2 separate regions of the Homo sapiens genome follow, and region 2 is linked to region 1. Evidence: read pairs that join two places in POLR2A ChIA-PET (ENCODE). Cell type or tissue: PC-3. All regions are shown on one strand.

What was found. Peaks named below come from ENCODE experiments on the same cell type or tissue, not always from the same donor. Only the 100,000 strongest peaks of a DNase experiment are listed, where the experiment ranks them.
Region 2: POLR2A ChIA-PET joins it to region 1 with 11 read pairs; 1 of 35 experiments calls an interaction of 5 or more read pairs at or near these places.

The regions. Positions count from the first base shown.
Region 1 is chr1:161,530,189-161,532,688 of GRCh38, forward strand. TRL-CAG1-6 (tRNA-Leu (anticodon CAG) 1-6) reads right to left here and starts at 236; the gene lies at 154-236. It overlaps TRG-TCC2-6 (tRNA-Gly (anticodon TCC) 2-6), which reads left to right and starts at 925; the gene lies at 925-996. RefSeq lists a silencer at 890-949. In PC-3, no CTCF peak of the experiment used is centred here; DNase peaks (open chromatin) are centred at 173 and 983; H3K4me3 peaks cover 2,039 bases; H3K27ac peaks cover 1,189 bases.
Region 2 is chr1:161,593,582-161,596,081 of GRCh38, forward strand. It overlaps the pseudogene FCGR2C. Among named protein-coding and RNA genes, the nearest start is that of TRL-CAA6-1, 17 kb to the right of the region's middle. In PC-3, no CTCF peak of the experiment used is centred here; no DNase peak of the experiment used is centred here; H3K27ac peaks cover 1,396 bases.

The DNA of each region.
Region 1 (2,500 bases):
TATATGTGCAGAGAAGCACAAATAATTTTCGTAAATGTAGATACCTAGGATAAAAGGCAGTGTTGACCGATCGAAAAGTCTTTCTCTAAGAATTCAAACATAATTGCTGGTTGGTTCAAATCAGGAGGAAAAGTAAGGACGGAAAACACATATTGTCAGGAGTGGGATTCGAACCCACGCCTCCAGGGGAGACTGCGACCTGAACGCAGCGCCTTAGACCGCTCGGCCATCCTGACACATGTTTTACCATGCTTCCTAATTTCTCCTAATTTTATCATATACTGATGGTGCACGCTATCAGGTCACATTAATGTGTCTATTTACTGTTTCAAATAAAATTGTAACTCTCTCTAGACCTTGTCGCAAAGCGGGAAAAATGAAACAGGCTCCGACAGCTCTTTCCTCTTTCCTCACTACCCAAACTAATCCTTAAGGCTCCATTTTCCCTGGCGACTCTTCGAGCGCCCCTCTGCTTCTGTAGAGGGGTCGAGCCATGTCAAGGTAGACCCTGTGTCGGCCCGTCTCCCTCGGATCCTCCGCACCAATCACTGTTGCTGAATCCGACACCCGGCGGATCCAGTGCGGAGTCTCGAACAGCTGCGGAGCTGGGAGCTACGGGACATGAAGAGAGCGGGGTGGAAGAGAAGACGGCGGAGGAAAATCCCCCGGCGATGCTCAACTGCGGCTTTCTCTCTCGGCTGTGAGCCGGCTCCGCCCTCCAGCTTCCAGAGCCGGTGGCTTCTGCGTTCACCGCCCCGCGCCGTTTGCGGGGCGGGGCTGATTCATAAGAATCGGTTCTCACCAATGGAGGGCTTAGCTTGTTTAACCTCAGGATCATAAACAAAAGACACTGCTAGAACGGTCGGGAAAGTCATACGCTTTGCTTATCTTATATATAGATATCTAAAACTCCAAACCGGGTACGCGTTGGTGGTATAGTGGTGAGCATAGCTGCCTTCCAAGCAGTTGACCCGGGTTCGATTCCCGGCCAACGCAAGGGTTTTTGTCTTTCCTTCTACGAAAAACCTTTCTCAGTCAGAACCTATAACGCGCTGTGTATCCGTTTTACGCCTCAACGAAGTATCCGTTTTACGCTTCAACGAAACTGCAGCAATACCTCACTTTCCGTACTCGCTTCCTGTCTTTCCCCTGGCCTCTTTCTAAACCCAGGCGTTTTTTGAAGGGATTAAATTCTGATGGTTCTTTCCTCCCTTCCTTCCTTTGTAAACTTCCAACTCTTGAGGAATCTTTGGGATCATTTCAATCCTGGGATGAGTCTTAGCTTCAGAAAGGGGCTCTTGTGTCTTCACTTGCGAGGTTCATTCGCTAGCCACGCACTATTGAGCACGTGAACTTGGCTAGTTTCTCTAAGAAACTGCATTTTCAAATTTAGTCTTAGTAAATAAATCAATTGAAATAAAATTAATAAGTGAAAATTTTAAAATGGATACTTAATAACTCAACCATTGGAGAAGGTTTCAGTGCATTTGAAACAACGTGGCTATTGAATCTACTTTTTCAATTGTAAATTTTATGAAATCTAAATACGGATTTTTTTCCGAAGAAAATTTCCTTTCCGAGTTGAAATGTGCCGTCTTTAAGTGTAAAATACATAGCGATTTTTGAAGACTAGCTAAGAAAAAAAAAAACAGCCAATTAATATTTTTATATTGATTACTTGTAATATTTTGCATACGTTGGGTTAAAGAATAGGATTTGTTATTAAAATTATCACCTCTTTCTTTTTACTTTTTAATGTGACTATTAAAAATGACATGTGGGACTCGAATTATGTTTCTACCGTAGTGTGCCGGTCTAGAGAGTAGAAATATAACTTTGCCAACAGTCAGCGACTTTCCCTGAAAGCATGCTGGTAGCTTAGGAATATCTTTTTCTAAAAGACAATTTCCAAAAAAAAACGCAATATTCCCGGTTGTACTCGTTAGTATAGTGGTGCGTATCCCCGTCTGTCACGCGGGAGAGCGGGGTTCGCTCTCCCGACGGGGAGATTACAGTTGCTTTTTATTTTTTCTCCTCGTCTCTTCAGTCAAGAAAAAACAATTTACAAGAGCTTAAAAACCAAATTAAAATAATTAACAAAAAGAAACACAAACTCCAGTCCCAGTTAGCTACAATCCCTTTTTAATAAATTCCAGTCTTCATTTTAAACCTAGTTAGCTCCTAACACCTATTTTTCTTATATGCCTGTGTTAATGTTTAGGCCTTGTATACTCAATGCTGTAACCCAAATTGTTTCCTCTCGCCTAAAGGCTATCAAGCTCCAAAGGGCAATGCAATAAAACCACGCATAAATACGCCTTTCTTCCAAAAACCCTTCAACCTGCGCCCCCGCCCGCCCCGCAAAAACCTTAGCTGCTGTTCCCCACACAACACCCCTTTCCAGCAAAAAATTGCCAAAAAATTCAACACCCAATCTCCCTAACAGCAGTTAGGAGTGGAGACCCTAAGGGGGAACTGAAAGGAGTTAGTTAGCTTGGTA
Region 2 (2,500 bases), 63 kb after region 1:
CAGGGAGGGAGCAGCGGTGGGAGGATGGCCGGGGCTCAAATCGCTTGGTTAGCTCTGAGTCTAACTCCTGGGCCTAAAGATGACCTCTCTGGAGATGAGAAGAGAAACACCAGTCCCAGATACAGAGGAGAGGGCTGTGTCCGAATTTCTGGTACCAGGAATCTGATGATATTTCCAGAGCAAGAAATCAGAGATACTTTGGTCTTTCTGTGGAGCTTTGGCAGAGCTGGCAGAGGATGGGGTTAGGGGCTGTAAGACTGAGGCCAATCGGACGTGGGAGGCAGGAGTCTAAGGGGAAAGGAGGAGGAGGCCTGGAAACCCCTCAATTTGCTGAGGAATCTGCCTCTGTGGAGGGATGGGGTGGAGTGGCCAGGCTCAGCTGTCTGTGGAACACTAAGAGGAGGTTTGGGCTTGAGAAAATTCTGGGGGGCTAGGGGCACTAGTGGGCTCTACTCTGTGGGCAAAGCTCGGTTCCAATGCCCATGCACTCAAGGTTGACTGAATTTTGGCCTGGTTCTGCCCCCATCACACAGTGGAGCCCTGAGCAAGTCAGTCTCCCTGATGGGGTTCAGTCTCCTCACTGAGGAAATGAGTGGGTGGCCAGGGTGACCTCTCAGGCCTTCTAGGTCTGACATTCAGGTGGGAGTGTGTAAAGGAACTTCCAGGAGGATGCCAGGTAACTTCCAGACTGTAGTTAAAGTCAGAGCATAAAGGAAACCAGAGCTTTCTCCGGGGGTTTCCATGACAGTAGGAACAGGCAGGAAAAAGGCTGTCAAAGACCCCACCTCAGATGGCTGGAGTATGATTCAGAGCAGAGCCAACAGATTTAAGAGCTTGAGCAAAATATCACTTGTTCAGCTGTGCTTGCAGCAAGGTTGCACGTCCGCTGGCCAGGCCCAGTGGTGATAGGGGCCTGTGTTCACACCAGGGCCAAAACAGATCTGGAAAATACAAAGTCCAAGCAACTGGATTATCCATCTTGTTGTGTGGTTCTGTCTGCACTGGCATAAGCACATTTCATGAGGCATTTTTGCAGCCAGGCATTGGGGCTGCATAAATGGTTTCTTAAAAATCCTTTCCCAAAAGGCAAAGCTGGTTTGCTGGAATTGTTGGGGAATGTATTAGAATGGGAATTCAGAATGTGGTTTGCTGCAGAATTTACAGCATGGCAATAAAGGCTCTCTGTGTTCAGGGGGTGAGAGAAGAGACTAGATGCATTGTGTCAGATGTCTCCCGACTTCCTGAGAAATGCCACTTTGCAAATACTGGGGCTGCTTTTCACACTGGCCAAGTCAGTTTATGACAAAAACATGAGGCAATTAGGTGTGTTTTGGACACTAACCAGAGAAAGTCCTTCCTTCCCTCCCTTCCTCCCTCCCTCCTTCCCTCCCTCTCTCCCTTCCTGCCTTCCTTCCTTCCCCCTTCCCTCCCTCCCTTTCTCCCTCCCTAAGCTCCCTCCCTGCCTCTCTTTTTCTCTCTCATGTTACTTTCTCTTTCTGTCTTCCTTTTTAATGCCATGGAGTACTATATTCTTCAAAGTTCCAACAAAGATGCACTACATTTGGACAATGTGGAAATGGCCCTCAGCCTTCTCTTCCTGATGTGGTCAGCAAAAATCTGGACTTTACTTCACTCTGATGCTGAACACCCTGCTCCACATCTTCCCCAGTATCTCAGATCCCCAAGCTGTCTGGTTTGCTTCTAGGAAAGCTCAGCAATTCCCTGAAAAGAGTGTGGCCCAAGTGACTGCTTCCCTCCACCAGTGTGGCCCGTGGGGAAGGCTGTGGCTGGGTGACCCCAAGGGTGGGTACATGAGGCCATATTTACTTAGCCCTTGGCCTTACAGGACTGTGTCAAGGGGTCAGTAGTCCTTGCTTTGAGTCTGGTTATGGTTTTGCAGCCTCAGCATCAGCGTGGGCAGGCCCTTTTCAACAGCAGTGCCCTGGCTAATCCTTTTCTTTTTCCCCACAGCCAATTCCACTGATCCTGTGAAGGCTGCCCAATTTGAGATGAGTAATCCCAGCCATCTCCTTTTCTTCCTGCCTTGTCCCTTCTCTCCTGTTTCCTCTCTTTTTGCCTTTGTTAATGCAAAATTAAAATGGAGACTGGGCCTGAAAACTCCTGAGCAAACAAAGCCACCCGGGCCTTAGAAATAGCCTTATCATTGCTTAAACTGCAAACATAAGTGAAACTCAAGTTGGATTGTAACTAAAAATAGGTAATACTTAACTTGGATCATTTCTGGTAAATATTTATGTTAGACAGAAATAAGATTTAACCCTAGCCAATCGTAAGCAGCCAACTAACATAATTATGTGACTAAGAACACTTCAATAAGGTACCTCACCCAAAAGACAATTATGTAACTGCAAACCTATCAAATTTCTTTATTTTACTTCCACATTTTCCCAATTAATACCTGTCTCTGACTTTCTGTCATTAAAACATTAGACCTCTTTTGGTTTGGTGTCACCCAATTCATGAATTGCTTCTTACTCAA